Linked DNA regions of Homo sapiens: regions 1, 2, 3 and 5 are each linked to region 4. The links are chromatin loops, found by intact Hi-C in ENCODE. Cell type or tissue: mammary epithelial cell. All regions are shown on one strand.

Region 1 (4,000 bases), 380 kb before region 4:
TGCAGCCAACCAAATCCGCGCCCCACCCCTGACTTCCCATGTGGAGCCGGGTGTGCCAGGTATATGTCACAAGGCCATGCCCCGGGACGGGCAGCATCACATGGCCTTCCCTGACCCACCCTTTGGCTCTGTCTGTCCCAGCCCTTCTCTAGAGAGTAGTGTCCCACTTCAGGTCACCAGCTGCTCTAGGGGCAGAGGCTACCCTCTTTCATGGATGCTAATAACAAAGAACAAACATCTCAGAAGGGAACATAAGAACCGCATTATTTGGCTTTTCTGATGTTGGGCAGATCAGTGAAGGATGCTGTTGTGCTCCAGTCACTGACATTTTTCATAGAACATTACCCCAAAGGACACAGAAATGATTCCAAAAAATGTAGAAGTCTTTGCCTAGTAGGTCACTGCAAAGTGCTAAAATCTGAAGAAAGGAAGAGCAGTTCATAAATGCTTATCTTCACATTGTTCATTGGGCTGCCCTAACCTCCCCTGCTCCCAGAGAATGCCAGATGGCTTTACAATTGAGGTGGTTCAAACACAGAAGGCCCTTTTTCCTTTTATTAATTGCTCAGCTATGTGTACATTGGCCCCCACACCTGCCACCTGACCAGCGCGGCTTCTGCCTCCCTCAGCACTGCCAGCCGGGGGTTTTCTTAGACTCATCCCCTGGGCCACCTTCCGCTCCTCTCCCTCCCTCTGCATTAACATCCAGGCCACCCTCATTACTCCTTGGCAACCTAGCTTGGGTTGGCCTCCCCAGCCAGCCTTCCAGACTATTCTTTCTCTCCCTTGCAGCCTGTCTTGCACACCACTGTGGCCAGGTCAGTCTTTCTGAGAATACCATTTCCTCACATCATGGCCCTGTTTACAAAGCAGTTTCCCATTTGCCTATCACATCAGATCAAATCAGAACTCTTCGGCTCTGGATTGAAGCCGACGCCACTGTTCCTGGCAAGCCTCATTGCCCTCCGATCCCGGCGTTGGCCTCCGTCCCTGTCAGGTCTTGTACGATGCTGCTCTCTGCCATCCTGCCGTCTCCAGCTCTGCCTGCATGTTGGTCCTGCATTGCTCTCCACCTCACAGACTCTTATTCCACGGCTCTGGCCAGTCCAAAGCATACATGGCCCAGTTAGTTCCCTTTTACTTGAAATATTCCCTGAGGAGCCCCCAGGTATTTTTCCTTACTCACTGGAGACTTGTAGTCAGGGCCACACTGATGTCATTTGGGAATTATTTGCAAAGTCACAGATCTGGACTTCTCTCTCCAGCTAAATCATGAGTTCCTCAGCTAAATCACGGGCCCACAGTTCTGCAGCAGCTGGTAAACACTTTTAGTCACGGAAGGAAGCCTTTTTCGGTTCTCAGCTCTGCCAAGGAACTTATTTCACGTACACAAAACCACAAACCGTGAGAGGATTGCTGCCTGTATCCTGTTCCCCCTCATCTTTTTTTTTCTTTGAAAAGATGGTAAAGCTGATTATAAGAATTTAAATAACGTGGCCCTAGAACTACACTCTGACTCTGATCCGCGTGTCCTGCCCACAGCACCAGGCCACGAAGACAGACCATGTCGCTATCCTCACATTTGCTTGTAACTTAGGAGGCTTGCCAGTAAAATCGATACTAACAGTGGACGTACTTCTCTTTGAATAAGTTTATTCTATTTCCTTCTCCCATTTTCTTTATTTGTTGAAAAGAATGATGCTGATTGAGAAGCCAAATATTGTTAACCATTTTCCCCGTCTGGCACGGTTCTTTTGCACAGCACTGGATTAGGCCAGGGGACTGGCCTAACCCTGCAAATATCAGGAAAGGACTCTTCTAGGGAAAGTCGTACTAATTTGAATTGATCACTAGAAATACATGGTCTCCACCTAAAAGATGCTTTGTCACTTAAAAGGCTGAGTAGTCATCATAATGTAAAGAAACCTCTATTGTCATGCAACCATTTGCACCCAGACATTGTGCCTGGTTGGCACTTAACATTTTATCACTTGATTCTCACACCACCCTTGCAATGTGATGAAACCAAGGCTCCTAGGTGCTAAGTGACATTCCCCTAGTCACGCAGCCTAGTGCTAGTCACGCAGCCTAGTGGTAGAGCGAGGATTCAAACCCAGTTTTTGTTTTCCTTTGAGCTGGAGCTGCAAGAAAAAAAAAAAAAAAGAAAGAAATAAAAAACAAACCTAGGTTTGACTCCAAATCCTGAGCTCTCCACTGTGGGCCATCGTAGCCTTTTTTTCCTCTAGTATTTTTGGGTGGTTTTCAAGGGCTAAGAACGATCCTCATAATAAGTCAGTGAGATTACCGCACATGAGAACAGCATGTCTCAGCCTCTGAGGCGAGCCGGTACAAGCTCCAGGTTCTGTGATAACACCTCCCTCCTGGTTTGAGAGCAACTGCCTAAAGGAGGCAGTGGAGGATCATCCTCACCCTTCAGGTGCTAGCCCGTGTCAGTGGGGTCTTACACAACCTTTGCTCTGTGTTGTTGAGTCTTCCTCAGTCAGTAAAGTGACCCATAGATTATATTCAGTAAGACACCACGTTATGTGCTTAGAGAGAATTAAGCCAGTGATTAGGCCTGCCAGAAACTGGTCATCTCGCTGAACAGGTGAAACGGATGCATAAAGTAACAGGGCCAGGCTGGAATGGTGTGGACAGGAAGTGCTGCAGGAGCTCAGGTGAGCGGGAGACCTCAAACTTGGGGCAGTTTGAACTGGGCCTTACAAGATGGGTAGGGTTTGTAAGGCAGAGAGAAAGAACATTCCTGAACAACCATGTATGAAGTCATTGAAGGTCAATGAGAAAGCCTGTTTGTTGAAACAGGGTGTGTGGACAAAATTGACTTGTGAGATGTCTGTACAGAGGTGACGCCAAATCATGGATGGAGTTATGTCTTGTGTCAGGATTTTATCTGAGAGAAGCCACTGCCCGTGTGAAAGTTCTGATGAGAACGGTGTTCCAAGAGGATGATTAACCTGCCAGCACTGTGTGAGTTGGGGCAGAAGAGAGAGTCTAAGGCAAGGGAGACCTGGGAGGCTGTTACAGGGGCCAGATGTGGGGTGTACCTGACCCCCCAGTGGTGGCTGAGGGGAGACATTACAAAGAAAGCATCTTTGTTATTTAACTGGATATTCTAAAGAAAGTGGTAAATGAGGAGGGAGAAGTCAAAGATGACCCTGAAGTTCTGAGCCTAAGTCTCTGAGGATGCTGGTACCATTGTCTGCTGTAGCAAAATCAAGATGGGGACTTCCCCTGGGTTAAAAGAGTTTACCATTTTCCTTCAATCTGTATGGTGGCTTATTCTGATGGAAAAGAAATTACTTCCAGATCAACAAGACAATGTTTTCCATTAAGAAGTGTTCTGAGGCCGGGTGCAGTGTCTCACACCTGTAATCCCAGCACTCTGGGAGGCCAAGGTGGGCGGATCATTTGAGCTCTGGAGTTCAAGACCAACCTGGGCAACATGGCAAAACCTTGTCTCTACAAAAAATACAAAAGTTAGTCAGGTGTGGTGGCTTGCACCTGTAGTCCCAGCTACTACAGAGGCTGAGGTAGGAGGATCGCTTGAGCCTGGGAAGCAGAGGTTGCAGTGAGCCAAGATCCAAGATTGTGCCACTGCACTCTAGCCTGGGTGACAAGGCAAGACTCCTCTGTCTTAAAAAAAAAAAATTGTTCTGAGAATTACCTCCTCATCAATCGTGAACTTAGAGCAGTAGGGCATATCACATAGTGATCCTAGGAAACTGCTCTCCTGGGCTCCAGGTCATACAGCCCAGTGTGGTAGAACTACTGAATTTACTCTGTGCAATAGGAGTTGGAATGACCCATAGCATTCTAAAAATTGGTGAAGTCTTCATTAAAATATTTATTTATTGGCCCTCAGTCCAGATGACCCAAATCTTTATTATTTTCTTCAGTAAGTGATGTTTTAGGGGGAAAAATTTTAAACCACCCTTTTTTGGTAGGGGGGACCACTACTCTCTTGGGTTATACTTGAATT
Region 2 (4,000 bases), 640 kb before region 4:
ATAGAAGGCCCTCAGGTCCAGCACCATGGCCCTGAGCTCCCCATAGGCTGCCTCATCTCGCTCATGCACCAAGGCCCGGTAATCCATTACATGAGTCTCCTCGGAGGCCTTGGCCGCAGCATCCCCACGTTCTGAGAATTACTTGGAAATGGTTGTCTGGAAAGCTTCCACTTTGGTCTTGACAGCATTCACCCTCTCCAGCACCTTCTCCTGGATTGCTACCCCAAAATCATTTCCATCTTCAATCTTGGGGATTAGGTGCTGGATCCATGTAATCACCAGAATGAATTTCTCTTTGAGAGTCCAGAATTCTGGCTTAACCAGGGCAAGCAGGGACAGGACTTTCTTATTCCCAGGGAGAAATCCACACTTAGGGACTTCTTTCTTCTCCTACTTATCTGTTTCCATCTCATCATCCTTGGGTGGAGGGTCTGGGTTGGGGATGTCCAGTGGGGCCCGGAGGGAAGTCAGGTCAGCCACACTGAGGGAGCCCTCTCGCAAGAGCTGATTCAGGTATGTGATTTTCTGTGGCAAGAATCTGTAGAGGAATTCCTCAGCCTCCTGGAAAAGGAAGGAAGACCTCCACCTGTTTGCGCTCAGGCGCACCCTACATGGCTTGGCCGTGCTGCTTCAGTTGCTAGATCTCTGGTCTCTAACAGGGGTATTCTTGATACCCCTGGAGATGTCTGCCAGTGACAACACATCCTTCTGACTCTAGTTTGCAAGGAGCTCACTGCTCTGGTACTAGGATACTATAATATTTGTATTCATCAGGGTTCTCCAGAAAAACAGAACCAATAAGATATATATCTATAGATATATAGATAGATAAATAGACATAAATATAAGAGGAGATTTATCATAGGAATAGGCTCACAAAGTTATGGAGGCAGAGAATTCCTACAATCTATTGTCTGCAAGCTAGAGAACAAGGAAAGCCAGTGTGTAATTCAGTCTGGGTTCAAAGGCCTGAGAACCAGTGTGAAGTGGGGTGATGATGTAAGTCCTAACCTGAATCCAAAAACTTGAGAACCAGGAGCACTGACAGGAGAAGATGGATGTCTCAGCTCAAGCAGAGGGTGATTTTTTTCCTCCTTCCACCTTTCTGATGATTCAGGCCCTCAGTGGTTTGGATCTGCTTTACTTGGTTCATCAGTTCAAATATGAAACTCTTCTGGAAATACCCTCACACATATACCCAGAAATAATGTTTACCAGCTCTCTGGGCATCCTTTGGCTCAGTCAAGTTAATACCTAAAATTAATCGTCAAACTATGTAAACTCAAAATAGGAACACAAAATGTCTAACTATGAACTGGGATTTTGATTCAGAAAGGTCAAATTCACAATGACCAAGTAGGCATGAATTCCCAGATCGCAGTGGATCTGTCCTAGTGAACTTAAATGATAGTAGCAGAGTAGACCTGGGGGTAATAGGGGGATCCATGAGTATCCTTGAGGGGAGGCAGTCTCATAGTGATCCCAGCTCATACCATCTCACTATTTGATCTACTTAATGACTCTTGGGTGGCCTTTGAAGCTAGGAATTGGGAACTCAGCTGGATAGCACTGGATATCTCCTGACAGGGAAGGTGACATAGGTATCTGTGGGGTTCAGACCATGCTTCTGCATACAGCTCTGCTCCAAATATGCCCTCCCACCACCCACCCATGGCCTTTGGCAGTGGGGTTAACGTTGAGCACCTGAAAACCTTCCATCTCAAAGTTCTAACAGCCTGATCGTTCCCTGGTGCAGGGGTGAGGAGTGGGAGGGAAGAATCAAGCTACCCTCAACAGAAGCAAAATGACTTCAGATGTGAAGAACAAGATGGAAACAGGTAGTTGGTAACATAAATTTTTGTCTTAAAAAAGAAATCAAACTCAAACCATTGGCGTCAAAAGTAGTGGAAGATGAGGATCATGAGAAAGAAAAAGTGTGTGTGTTTCTTTTTTTTTTTTTTTTTTACTGTGCTTCTGATTATAAAAATCAGAGGAGAAACATCAGGAAAAGGGCAGGACGGAAAGCCTTAGTCTCTTCTTCTCCCACGGGACACAAAATTAGCAACAACAGTCAGACCAAATGCCTCTGTAAGAAAACCAAAAGTCAGTTAAAAGGTTCTTATACTGATCACGAAGCCAACCACATTGAAGCCCAGTAGAAAAACCTGTGGCATTCTCCATTCTTTCTCATCAGAACATCCCTCCCACTCCAACATGTGATTGGGAGGAAACCCTCAACTCTTGTCTTCTCCTTGAGGTGAGAAAGGAGTGGAAGGGGTATCAGACCTCCTGATTTTTAGAGATGCTGCCCAAGGGACTTTTGTGTGCCTGAGACTGCACTGACTGGAATAGGTCACCTAAGGATTGCCAAGAACAATGATCAACTATGCACCAGAGTCAGTAGTACCAAAGATAGACACTGGGTGGAGCTCCAGTACCACTATTTACTACAGCACCAGAGAGGCTGCAGTATCACAGACAAACACCAGGGAGAGCTCCTGAATAGATGTTGGGAAACGTCTTCAAACAGATTACACCCACAAGCCGAGGAAAGACTTATACCCAGAAAATGCTTGAGAAGTTTCCAGAATTTCTAGCCTGGCTGACTGGAGAAATTCCTGTATGTATAAAACCAGATAATAGGAGAGTTGGCTGATTCTTAAAATGCTGAAACTGCAGCAACAAAACAACAAAACATGCAAAGACAGAGAACCATGACACTTTTAAAGGAACAAGTTAAATCTCCAGAAACTGACTTTAAAGAAACAGAGATATGTAAATTACCAGACAATTCAAAATTACTATCTTCAGGATGCTCAATGAATAAAAAGAGAGCACGGACTGACAACTAAACAAACTTAGAAAAGAAATGCATGAACAATGTGAAAATATCAATAAAGAGAATTTATGAAGAAGAATAAAACAGAAATCCTGGAATACAATAATTGAATTGAAAAATTTACTAGATGGTCTCAACAGCAGGCTTGACTAGGCAGAAGAAACAATCAACAAACTTGAAGATAGAAAACTTTTAAAAGGCAGAACAACAACAACAACAACAAAAGAACAATGAAGAGAGTCTAAGAGATTTCTGAGACACCATCAGGTAGAATAACATGTGCATTATGGGAGTTCCAAAAGGATAAGAAAAAGAAAAAGGGGTAGAGAATCTATTTGAAAAAATAATGGCACCCTGTTTTCCAAATCTATGAGAGAAATGAATGTGCAAATTCAAGAAGCTCAGAGAACTCCAAACAGAATAAATCTACACTGACATGCATCACAATCAAATTTTCAAAAGTCACAGATAAAGAGAGAATTTTGAAAGCATCAGGGGAAAAGTACTCATGATGTACAAGGGAGCACCAATATTATCAGCAGATTTCCCAGCGGAAACCTTGCAAACTAGAAGAGAGTGGGGTAATATATTCAACGTACCAAAAGAAAAAAACCCTGCCAACTAAAAATACTATGTCTGGCCAAGCTGTCCTTCAAAACTGAAGGAGAAATAAAGACCTTCTCAGATAAACAAAAGCTGAGGGAATCCGTAACCACTTGCCTTACCCTATAAAAAATGCAAAAGGAAGTCCTACAAATTGATACAAAAGAGTGATAAACAGCTGCAAAAAGCCCTATGAAAATGTTAAATTCCCTGGTAATGGTAAATATATAGAGATATATAGAATCCCGTAGTATTATTATACAGTTGAGTAAATCACTTATAAATCTGGTGTGAAAGCAAACTAAATATAGCCTGAGAAGGACTCTGTACTTTACATTTGAGTCCTTGTGGATGAACTATAACCTAGCTTAATAGACAGAAACAATTGTAAACCTAAGTTAGTGGTATGTAGTTGTAACAATAGCTAAGTCTTGGCCAATCCCAGTGGCCATACTTCAGCCATTCATATACTACTGAGTGTTCAAACTGTGTTCAAATAAGGCATACGCTGAGCTGTAACAAATCCAGCCACTCTGTACCTCACTGCTGATTTCTGTA
Region 3 (4,000 bases), 84 kb before region 4:
TCTTTGGTCAACTGCTTTGGAAGCAGAAGGCAAAAATAACATTTACTGGTAGGACAGTTAATGCAGAAAAACAGGGACGTTCTTCAGAGCATGATTTTTAGCTGGAGGTGATATTACTCCCACCAGGGCAAAACTTAGGTCTTGGGTGGGAAATTTTGGGGAAAGAAAACAAAAAAACCTAAATATTGCTATAGTCTGTGGCTCCAACAGGCCACAGTATGTACACAGAGATGTAGCCCATCTGTGGTACTGACATTTCGTGAAGGAGAGGTGGTGATTAGGAAAAAAATGTCTACAAAGTTTCCTTAGGAGGGTGATAATGAAAAAAAGATTGAGAAGCATTGCTCCAGAACGTAGTAACCCAGAAGAGGGGTGGAAGAAGGGATGGGCTGCTAGTTTTGATGTGTCTGGCCTGGCTCATCCACAAGCAGGGCTGTGCAATCACAGAGACCAGCAGCAAGCCAAGAATCACCAGACTTTTAAGGAAAACCAACACTGTGAAAGACAGGCACCAAACCCAATAAATATAAGTATGAATGCCCAAGGAAACAGTCAATAGAGCAAACAAGATTTTAAGTTGGACTATAATTAAAAACCTTAGAGCTATAAAAGGATACTGCAACCACAATAGCAGATAGTTTTTAAAGAATCAGTTATTGATTTTGAAAATAAAAAATATGGGCCAGGGGGCCAGGCACGGTGGCTTACACATGTAATCCCAGCACACTGGGAGGCCGAGGCAGGCGGATCACCTGAGGTCAGGAGTTCGAGACCAGCCTGGCCAATATGGTGAAACCCCATCTCTATTAAAAATACAAAAATTAGCTGGGCCTGGTGGCACGTGCCTGTAGTCCCAGCTACTCGGGAGGCTGAGGCAGGATAATCGTTTGAACCCGGGAGGTGGGGGTTGCAGTGAGCCAAGATTGCACCACTGCACTCCAGCCTGGGTGACAGAGAGAGACTCCATCTCAAAGGGGAAAAAAAAAAAAAAGAGGCCGGACATGGTGGCTCACACCTGTAATCCCAGTACTTTGGGAGGCCAAGGTGGGTGGATCACTTGAGGTCAGGAGTTTGAGACCAGCCTGGCCAACATGGCAAAACCCGTTTCATCTAAAAATACAAAAATTAGTCGGGTGTGGTGGCACACACCTGTAATCCCAGCTACTTAGGAGGCTGAGGCCAGAGAATTGCTAGAACCCCAGAAATGGAAGTTGCAGTGATCCGGGATCATGCCACTGCACTCCAGCCTGGGCGACAGAGTGAGAATCTTTCTCAAAAAAAAAAAAAAAAAAAAAGACAAGAAAAAAAGAAAAGAAAAAATATAATCACTGAAATAAGGGGCCTACTAGATAAACCAAATAGCAGAATAAATATAGCAAAGAATAAAATAGTGAACTGTAAGAAATGAGACAAGAATCCAGCCAAAGTGGAGCACACCACACAGAGATGGAAAGCACAGCCGAAAAAGGAATAAAACAATAAGTTCATGCATCTTAATTGCACAATTGTATGTTTTTTGGGGGGGTGACAGAAAAAACTTATACCTACAGATAGATATGATAGGTAGTCTTCTAAAATGGCCCCGTTTTCTTTTCCTTTCTATAGGAGGGGAACTTCCTAGGACAACTTTATAAAATCCTTACTTCATAGAGTTATTGTGAGAATTATTATCACAAGATGAACCTCATTTGTGCAGCTCACGAAGTAAGACACTTTCCTTTATTCTCAACTGCACTACCATTACCTTATGTGTGACTAAGATCTTTCGTGTCATTACATGGTGAGATCTTAGTATCAATAAGCAGGTTTGAAATGATTCAGTACTTTCTCTAACTTTATTGCACAATAGTAGTGAGTAGAGCACTGAGTCAGTTGGAGAAAAAATAGCCTGTCTTAAGTCAAGTGAGTAAGAACTACAAATAATAGAAGCCCTCAAACTGCATATTAACTGCACTTTACAATTAGTTGTTAACTGTAATAGGAAACTAATCATCCACGTGTTATAGGTTCAGGAAAATAGAAAGACAGAGTTTGCATGATTTTTTCAATGCTGTCAAACAACAGCAATACTGGGACATCCCGTAATTCCTTTCTGCTATTCCACTGGACTTTTGCAATGCACTTGTGGCTCATGTAGACTTAACTATTCTCTGGTAAAGATAATAGTAAATATTGATTGAACACTATTATATTTCAGGCATCTAGGTGCTTTACATGTATTAACTCAGGTAATTAATCCACAGGACATCCATACAAGGTAAGTATTACTATTATCCCCATTTTATAGGTGAGAAAATTGAGGCTCACAGATGTTCAAGCAATGTCCCTAACAACTAGTGACAGAGTCCAGGGTGAACCAGGCAGTCTGGCTCCAAAGCCTATGCTCTTAACTTTGTGTGCAGTGGAGACACTTCGGGTTTATAGACTGAGACTGGAAGTACTGGAGGCTTTGAAACGTTTCCTAGGGTGGAAGTAGAGAAATTCATTGTACTACCGGGCACTCAGACATTTCAGAAAGAGTTGTTACTGGCTGGCAGTAAATGCTGATTCCACTTCCAACGGTTTACTTGTATCTTACTTTGTTACTTTCTCTTGACTTCTTTTCTTCCTTTTTTTCAAGCCTAACTAAAGAGGAGGGTGGCCGTAAGTACCAAGCTGGCAGGCCCCTTGTACTGAACAGTGTGTACACATGAGAGAGTAGTTTCAAGGTACCAGGGGGAGGCACACATATGGTGATCTTTCAAATTTCAAAGTAAAATATGGGAAGCCTACTTTCATTCTTTTACCATATTGGTGTTTTTCAAATTACATTTGCTATTGGTTTGGTTTTTGTCAAGATTTTCATAGAAAGACGTATCTGTACTACACTAGCTTGTGACCATGTTTTAAAAAATTATAATAGTAATATATGCTCATCATAACAAAAAAATTGAAGAGTACAGATTTGCATAGAGCAAAAAACCTTCCTTTGGGGCAGAGATTTAAATGTAAATATGAACCTTAAATTACTAGAAGAAAATATTGGTGAATTTAAATAATTATCTTAGAATGAGGGAAGGACTCTAGGCATAAAATAATATCCTGTAAGAATAAAGGAAAACATCAGTACATTAAATTGCATAAACTTTCTCATGAAAAATGTACCGTAAAAAACTAAAAAGATAACAAAAGCAGGGGGATACAATTTTTAATACTATGAGAAATTGCTATTTTTAAAAACCATACAAACAGCTGCTTCAAATCAACAAGAAAATTATAATTAAATAGAAAAGCAGGCAAAAGGCATGAAAGTTTAACAACAAAAAGCCTATAAAATGGATGTAATGGATGTATTTTTCATATGATTATTAAAGATTTAAACTTGGAGACGCAATTTCACTCTTGTCACCCAGGCTGGAGTGCAATGGCACGATCTCAGCTCACTGCAACCTCTGCCTCCCAGGCTCAAGTGACTCCTGCATCAGCCTCCTAAGTAGCTGGGATTACAGGCGCCTGCCATCACACCCGGCTAATTTTTGTATTATTAGTAGAGACAGGGTTTCACCATGTTGGCCAGGCTGGTCTCCAGCTCCTGACCTCATGTGATCCACCTGCCTCGGCCTCCCAAAGTGCCGGCATTACAGGCGTGAGCCACCATGCCTGGCCGATTTAAACTTTTTATAGTATCCAGTGTTGGCAAGGATGTGAAGAAGTAAGTAGGCTCACATACTCTTAGTGGAAGTAGAAATTGATATAACCTTTTGGAAGGCAATATAGCAGTATTTTTTTTATTACACTTTAAGTTCTCAGGTACATGTGCACAATATGCAGGTTTGTTACATAGGTGTATGTTGCAGGAAGTCAGGGACCCCGAACGGAGGGACCGGCTGGAGCTGAGTCACAAAAACATAAATTGTGAAGATTTCATGGACATTTATCAGTTCCCAAAATTAATACTTTTATGATTTCTTACACCCGTCTTTACTGCAGTCTCTGAACATAAATTGTGAAGATTTCATGA
Region 4 (4,000 bases):
CCTGATCAAGTGATCTGCCTGCCTTGGCCTCCCAAAGTGCTGGGATTACAGGCGTTAGCCACTGCACCTTGCAATGTCAATTTTTTTTAATAGTTCTCCCATACAAAAGAGTAAACTCCAAGATGGCAGGAAACATATTTTATTCATCCTAATATCCCGTAGAGGGCTTAGCACAATGTCTGATCCTTAACACAACACATCCATTAATAACCACATCTTTTAATTAAGAATTTTATTATAGCATTCTTGTAATAGAAAAAGAAACTGGGACTAGCACAAATGTTCGTCAGTAGGGCACTGGCTTAGTAAAGTTATGGACCATCCATACAATGGAATATTGTGTCACTATAAGAAAGAATGGATCTGATTTGGAAAAGTCGGCTTCATTAAATTGAAATGAAGTTTCATTTCAATTAAATAAAAAACTTACACAAAAGAATATATATCATATATAATATATTATATGATATATATTATATATAATATGATATATATTTTTTATATATATATCTTTTTGGCAAAAACCAAACCAAACCAAATGGGTGATTAATAGATGCATAGAATGAATAGATGGAGAGCCAGACAGATAGACTGATCCATTTTGCAGAAATAATGCATGGGAAAAAGGAAACCCCGAAAAATATAAGCAAATTCTCAACTGTGAGTATTTCTGGTAAGTGGGGCTGAGGAGAGTGGGCTGGTCATGAGAGGACAGTCCTTTGATTTTTACTTTAGCCTCTGTATTGTTGGTTTTAGCAATGAGCAAGTATTACTTTTGGGCATTAAAAGGGGAAATAATGTATTGACTCAAAGTTTGAATTTGTTGAACTTGCTTCAGTTGAGCAGGTGACCTAATATCCCATATTTCTTAGCTTCACAGCCTTTCTCCCTGACAGAGCTTCTGGCACTAAGCTGACAGAGGGGACAAAGTCTTCCTTTTTCAAGAGTAAGCATTTGGCTGGGTTCAGACGGACTCCCTTGGGCATCTCCCTGGGGCACCTCTCCAAGGCCTTGCTTTCTAAACTTGGTTATACTAATGGGCTGGGACAGATTCCCTGGCTGACTCTGGAAGCTGTCAAAATCTCTCTGGTAATTTTCCTAGGCTTTTCTGGTCTTTAATGAGGCATCAACCTTTTTCAGTTGTAAATCAGCTTAGATCAAAATTCAAGCAGGAGACTTTTCTACCCCTCAGACCCTTTCGATGTTTGCTTTCTAACTGCTGAGTTCTTGCTTACTTGAAACTCCTGCTCCCCGGGGATAATCAGAAATAGCTACCTGCACTAACTTCTTAAGTCATCATTCTCCTGTTTTGATCAGCAGGAGGGGTGTAATCTGTTTTCGACAGTTCATGTAGATTGGCTTGCTGCCAGCATGATTCTCTCAACTGAAGGAAAACTCAACAGTCTCTAAAATGGAAGGGCAAGAGGGAATTTGTGTGAATGATGTAAGTTAATCCCATTTCCTGGGATCTGGCCTGGCCCATTTTTAGTGGGGCTGGTTTAGGGTTAGTTTGTGATTACATAAACTCATCAACATTCCGGAAGAGGAAAGAACACCCCCTGGTGGTAAAATTATATCTCTGCACCACATCCCCTAAATTTCAACTCCCAGCCAAGTTACCTACTTACACTTGTACCAGGGTACACAGGAGCATTCTTGGTCACAGAAGTCTGTATAAACTAACTCAGTTTTATTCCTGCATTACATACAGAGAAACAAGCATTAGAATTTCCAATATTCCTATTATGCTTTTTTGTTCAGAATTACTGTGTTATACATTACACATATTAAAATCCTTAGCTTTATCATTTTATTATGGAAAAAAAATCCCCATTACTACACAAACTCTATAGCCCTAATTAGTTTTGTGCATGACATTATTAATGATGTTGTTATTGTTATGCTTATTTCAGGCCCATTTCATTTTTTCAAATGTGTCTGTTCTGTGAAATGCACACAATATAAAATATGTGGCTGGGTGCGGTGGCTCACGCCTGTAATCCCAGCACATTGGGAGGTCGAGGCGGGTGGATCATGAGGTCAGGAGTTCGAGACCAGCCTGGCCAACATGGCGAAGCCCCGTCTCTACTAAAAATATAAAAATTAGCCGGGCATGGTGGAGGGAGCCTGTAATCCCAGCTGCTTGGGAGGCTGAGGCAGGAGAACAGCTTGAACCCAGGAGACGGAGGTTGCAGTGAGCCGACATCGTGCCATTGCACTCCAGCCTGGGTGACAAGAGCAAGACTCAGTCTCAAAAAAAAAAAAAAAAAAGTGATGTATATTTTTGATGCTCCTAATGTACTACTTCGTTCTTCTACATGCTACAATATCCAAAATGTATTCATAGTCATACAGTCCAGTCTTCTTTTTCGTCTATTTGCACACATTCTCAGGGTTGAGTTGATTTCAAAGAACATTATCAAAACAGATGCTCCAGCGCTGTAATTAGCAGGCCTCGTGTGGAATGTTCCGCATAAGTCAGAGTTCCTGTGGATCCTGGACATTTGCCTTCCTGAGGCTCTGCCTTTGACTTTCCTTTTGGAATAATGCCATAAAGGTCACTGTTTCCAGTTCAGAATATTCCCTTTCGTTTCTGTTTGTGAGAACTATGTTTAAGCTTTTTCCCTTCACCAGTTGTCCTAATGGGCCTGGCATTGCTTCTGAAGTGGAGAGAGTTTAATAAACCCAGGACTCCTGCTTAGTCCCTGGGCATTTTTGCCTGCTCCTCGGCTTGTTATAGGAGAGTGGAATGTCCTTGGAGAGGCCGAGGCACTGGAATTTGAAGTGAAAGAAAGTAAAGAGGGCTCTGTTCATGACTTAAAACGTTATTTCCTTCTTGTCAAGATGCTTACTGGCCACCTGGTAGGGTGACCCACCTTTCTGGTTTGCCTGAGGGGTTGCCTAGGACTTTCAGTGTTAAACCCAAGATAGAAGGCCTTGGGAGGATTGCTCAAGGCTAGGTGTTCAAGACCAGCCTGGGCAAAACTTAGCAACACCTTGTCTCTACAAAAAAAAAAAACAAAAAAAAAACAACAACAAAAAAAAAACAAACAAACACAAGAAAATCCCAAGTGAAGCAGACCACGTAAAGCACACCAATGGGGCTCGCACTGTGTGAACCAGTTCCTTGCTCTTCTCATTCTCTTCAGTTAGTTCTTCATCTCTCTACCCATATCTGCCAGGTGCTCTTTCTTTTCTTTTCTTTTCTTTTTTTTTTTTTGAGATGGAGTCTCACTCTGTCACCCAGGCTGGAGTGCAGTGGCATGGTCTCAGCTCACTGCAACATCTGCCTCCCGGGTTCAAGCAATTCTCCTGCCTCAGCCTCCTGAGTAGCTGGGATTACAGGCGCCTGGTACCACGCCCGACTAATTTTTTGTATTTTTAGTAGACATGGGGTTTCACTGTGTTGGCCAGGCTGGTCTTGAACTCCTGACTTCGTGATCCACCTGCCTCGGCCTCCCAAATCGCTGGGATTACAGGCATGAGCCACGGTGCCTAGCCCACGTGCTGTTTCTTATGCCTCCTAACAAAATCCATGATGTTTGAAAATGATTACACATTAGGGATTTACTACATTTCAAAAGTAACAAAGGAAAACTTTTTTTTTTTTAATGGGTGTGTGTGTGTGTGTTTGTGAGTGATGGAATCTCGCTCTGTCACCCAGGCTGGAGTAAAGTGGTGTGATCTTGGCTCACTGCAACCTCTGCCTCTCAGGTTCAAGTGATTCTCGTGTCTCAGCCTCCCGAGTAGCTGGGATTACAGGTGCCCACCACTATGCCTGGCTAATTTTTTGTACTTTTGGTAGAGATGGGGTTTCATCATGTTGGCCAGGCTGGCCTTGAACTCCTGACCTCTTGTGATCCACCCACCTCGGCCTCCCAAAATGCTGGGATTACAGGCCTGAGCATTCGCGCCTGGCCCAACTTCTTCATTTGAGTTTACAAATCACACAAACATGAACTTGACAATGGTGCACCTAAACCACTATACTATAATAACT
Region 5 (4,000 bases), 210 kb before region 4:
TACAAACTACCATCAGAGAATACTATAAACACCTCTACGCAAATAAACTAGAAAATCTAGAAGAAATGGATAAATTCCTGGACACATACACCCTCCCAAGACTAAATCAGGAAGAAGTTGAATCCCTGAATAGACCAATAACACGTTCTGAAATTGAGGGAGTAATTAATATCCTACCAACCAAAAGAAGTCCAGGAGCAGATGAATTCACAGCCGAATTCTACCAGAGGTACAAAGAGGAGCTGGTACCATTCCTTCTGAAACTATTCCAATCAATAGAAAAAGAGGGAATCCTCCCTAATTCATTTTATGAGGCCAAAATCATCCTGATACCAAAGCCTGGCAGAGACACAACAAAAAAAGAGAATTTTAGACTGATGTCCCTGATGAACATGGATGCAAAATCCAGAAAGACCTCTATGCAGCATCTGACACTGTTGCAATTTTTCTCCTTCAGTATACCTCCATGCAACTTTTTTCAGTAGCTTTTTTAAATGCCCTCACATCCTCATTCTCTTCTCTTTTCCTCTCACAACTTTTTCATGGGGTTTCTCAACTCCATGGGCTTTTTTCCCACCATTCTCTTTTTTCCTCAGCACTCTCATCCACTCCTACAGCCCTCATCATCTCATATACAGATGATTCTCATATCTCATTCTGCTTTCCAGCCTGATTCCTCTTTTAAGGTCCAGGTCTCCTTTTCCAACAACAATTTGCAACCTAAAATCTGTAACTGATGTGTTTTCTTGAAAATTATGAAAAGGACTCAGGATAGCACTTTAAAAATTGTTGAAACAGAAGAAAAGTAATTCTTACCTAGCCAAAACAATTCCCCCACACACACCAAAAAAAGAACAAAAAATGGGGGGAAAATGGGCAAAGAACAAGCACTTTGCAAAAAAAAAAAGGTACTTTCAACAAACATATTTTCAACAAACATATTTGAGAATAATGTCAATTGAAGGACATTTTGTTAAGGTACATAAAAATCCTTAAAATACCTCAGTTTTATAGCTAAGAATTTAACAAGTAAAAATAGAGTTGAGTCAAGATTTAGAGTAACAGAACTGCATGCTTGCATCAGGGCATTTCATATGTCCCATAAATGTGTACACTTGATATGTACCCACAAAACTTAAAAATTAAAAAAAGATTTAGTGTAATAGATGTTTGAAAAGTTATTTATAATAGCAAAAATAGTAGGAAGAGCCTAAAAATCTTAAAACAGAATGGTTAAACATATTGTGATAGAGCTATATCATAGAATAATATAAAAACCCAAAACAGTTTCAAGGAATATTAAAGGGATATGTAAAAATACCCAACATATAACGTTAAGAAAAAAACAGAATAAAAAGTTCTGCACATATTTTGATTCCAATTTTGTGAAAAAACAAAAAAGAAGAGAAAATGAAAATATATATTAAAATGTTCACGATTATCTCTACATGGTAGGATTACGAACAGTTTTCATTTTCCTTATTAATCCTGCATACATTTTTTAAATTATCTACAATTGTAAAATAGGAGAAAAGTCAATAAGTGCTACATTTACATAAAGCAGGAGAGAGAAAAATTAGAAATACTCGAGAAAAATCTTTATCAAAATTTTAATCACATACATTACAGTTTAAAACAAAATCTACACTCAGTACTTGAAGAGATTACCAATTATACCATCATTTAGTTGAGTTCATTTGAACCAATCTAATGATAACCCCTAATTAGTGACAACTTATACTCGCTTTTTTAAACAATGCACTTACTTATAAAAGAGCTCCACCAAGTGGTGACATAAATCATCCTGGAACTATCAGAAAAGTACTACTATGTATGCTGTCACAACTGACATAAATTTAAGTTGCAATTTCAAAAGTTAAAAATAATGTTCTATCTAGCTTGCACTTTGTGAAATATGAAAGATGAAAATAAGTCATAAGAAACATGTGCTTTTGTGCTCTACCTCAGGGTCAAAAGATATATCCTTACGCATAGTTCATGAGACTGTAATAAGTAATTAGCAGTAGGGTTACATTAAATGAAATATGAAGGTATTACAGAGAAATAGGGGGAAGAACTGCCTTTATCTTTTGCTCCTAGATTTCCTCCTTACCTAGGTGATACGTAGGAACAGAAGGAATAACAGGCTAAGACGCTAGAAAATTTCACCTGTATAATATGAGCTTACAGCAGTCTAGTGTTAAGGACATTCTTGGATGTGCACAGAAGTAAAAGGCAAGAGTGGCAAAGCCAAGAAGAGGAATGTAAAAACTGACCTTACTTGTACTCAATCACATTTTTGAAACAACATGCAGGGGTGAACACCATGTGAATCAGTCACCCAGTTACACAATGCCTTTGTGGGTAAGAAAGTTGATTCTATTTCCAGAAAAACATGTACCTGGCAAATTCAGATTTACCTGGCCATCTGCCCAAAAGTTGAGCACCTGGGACTCCCTCCCTTAAGAACTCTTACAGATCATGCAGCATATGATCAGAAAAATTAAAATAAATTTGAAAAACTCCTATGGAACTCAGTTCATAAACCTGTCAGCTCTTAACTGAACTGTGACTTGCTTGCTTGCTCATTTGTCCCTATCTCAACTATGAATATGTAAGCATCCTGAAGGCAGAAATATTGTATCTAATTCACTACTTTACCCCAAGAGCCTTGTAGTGTCCAGCACTAACACTAGCGTAGTTCTAAAAAGGAAAAAAAAAAAAAGTTGTGGCAGTAGCTACAGAGTGGCTTTTTCTCTCTTTGTTTTTTTTTCTTTTTTTTCTCCATATGCTCAGAGAAACAAGCAGCAACTGAACCACCAAAGTGTAAGTTAAGACTGTTGGTTCCACTATAGTTTCTTCAGCTCCCATTCACACATTAATAGCAAACTGGTAAGTATCAATAAGGGTAACACACACACATACACACACACAAAGAACGACATTACAGACCTCATTTTCTGAACAGATGATACATAACCTACCTAGAACTAAGTTTCTGGTCAAGCTCTCTGCTTAGATTATTGAGCTCAAAGCCCAAAAATGATCCATCCAAAAAGGTATAACCATATAGGAAAGAAAACTGCCACCATACTCAAAGGGCTACTAATTAGCTTTTCTGAAAAATAGCTACAAAACTGATATCTACTACTCTTGGAAACAAGGTTGAAAACCATTGAGTAAGGAGATTAATTCCTACAACTCAGATCCAATTATATGGATTAACAATATCAACTCCTTTTACCAAATATGACATGTGCTGTTTCAAAAAAGGAAATCACCAACAAACAAATGAGGTCACATTTTTTTCCAGCTTTATGGAGGTACAATTGACAAACGAAAAAGTTTATATTTAAGGTGTTCAATGTGATATTTTGATACATCTATACAATAAGAAGTGATTACATCAGTCATTCCATATCCACGGTTTCACTTTCCACAGTTTCAGTTTCCCATGGTCAACCATGGTTTGAAAACAGGTGAGCGGAGTACCTATTTTGAGAGAAACAGACTACATTCACATACTTTTTATTACAGCATCTTGTCATAATTGTTCTATTTTCTTAGTCATTGTTACTAATCTCTTACTGTGGCTAATTTACAAATTAAACTTTAATGCAGGTATATATGTACAGGATAGGAAAAAACATAGTATATATAGGGTTAAGTACTATCTGTGGATTCAAGCATCTACTGAGGGTCTTGGAACATATCCTCTGAGGATAAGGGGGCACTACTGCACTACAATTAAGCTAATTAACATATCTATCACTTCACATAGTCACCATTTTGTCTGTGTGTATGTCGTAAGGATACTTAAGATTTCTCTTAGTGAATTTCAAGAATACAAAACATTATTATTAACTATAATCAACCATGCTGTAAATTAAGTGTCCAGAACTACTACTTTTTTTGTTTTTGTTTTTGAGACAGGTCTCATGACAGGGTCTCACTCTGTCACCCAGACTGGATTGCTGTGGCACAATAATAGCTCACTGCA

What was found. Hi-C counts contacts between places; a loop is a spot of excess contacts. Peaks named below come from ENCODE experiments on the same cell type or tissue, not always from the same donor. Only the 100,000 strongest peaks of a DNase experiment are listed, where the experiment ranks them.
Region 1: a loop joins it to region 4, with 2.5 times the contacts of the local background. A loop is called at or near these places in 2 of 110 quality-filtered maps.
Region 2: it touches region 4 in a loop (9-fold over the local background); 28 of 110 quality-filtered maps call a loop at or near these places.
Region 3: a loop joins it to region 4, with 7 times the contacts of the local background. A loop is called at or near these places in 6 of 110 quality-filtered maps.
Region 5: a loop joins it to region 4, with 8 times the contacts of the local background. A loop is called at or near these places in 9 of 110 quality-filtered maps.

The regions. Positions count from the first base shown.
Region 1 is chr13:48,503,214-48,507,213 of GRCh38, reverse strand. All of the region lies in intron 10 of RCBTB2 (RCC1 and BTB domain containing protein 2), which reads left to right. It overlaps LOC124903173, which reads left to right and starts at 408. Exons shown (of 1, transcript XM_047430824.1): 1 at 408-2,830. The coding sequence starts at 507. The coding sequence ends at 1,130. RefSeq lists an enhancer at 1,438-1,707. In mammary epithelial cell, a CTCF peak has its summit at 2,405; no DNase peak of the experiment used is centred here; H3K27ac peaks cover 1,480 bases.
Region 2 is chr13:48,767,749-48,771,748 of GRCh38, reverse strand. It overlaps the pseudogene PSME2P2. Among named protein-coding and RNA genes, the nearest start is that of CYSLTR2, 120 kb to the right of the region's middle. In mammary epithelial cell, a CTCF peak has its summit at 2,447 (motif pointing right); a DNase peak (open chromatin) is centred at 2,448.
Region 3 is chr13:48,208,200-48,212,199 of GRCh38, reverse strand. The region is part of intron 1 of LOC105370198 (a long non-coding RNA gene); the gene reads left to right. Among named protein-coding and RNA genes, the nearest start is that of ITM2B, 23 kb to the left of the region's middle. In mammary epithelial cell, no CTCF peak of the experiment used is centred here; a DNase peak (open chromatin) is centred at 1,819; H3K27ac peaks cover 1,125 bases.
Region 4 is chr13:48,124,632-48,128,631 of GRCh38, reverse strand. The region is part of intron 5 of LOC105370198 (a long non-coding RNA gene); the gene reads left to right. Among named protein-coding and RNA genes, the nearest start is that of MED4, 32 kb to the right of the region's middle. In mammary epithelial cell, a CTCF peak has its summit at 1,561 (motif pointing left); a DNase peak (open chromatin) is centred at 1,481; H3K27ac peaks cover 336 bases.
Region 5 is chr13:48,332,509-48,336,508 of GRCh38, reverse strand. The region is part of intron 2 of RB1 (RB transcriptional corepressor 1); the gene reads right to left. Among named protein-coding and RNA genes, the nearest start is that of RB1, 31 kb to the right of the region's middle. In mammary epithelial cell, a CTCF peak has its summit at 1,795 (motif pointing left); a DNase peak (open chromatin) is centred at 2,358; H3K27ac peaks cover 594 bases.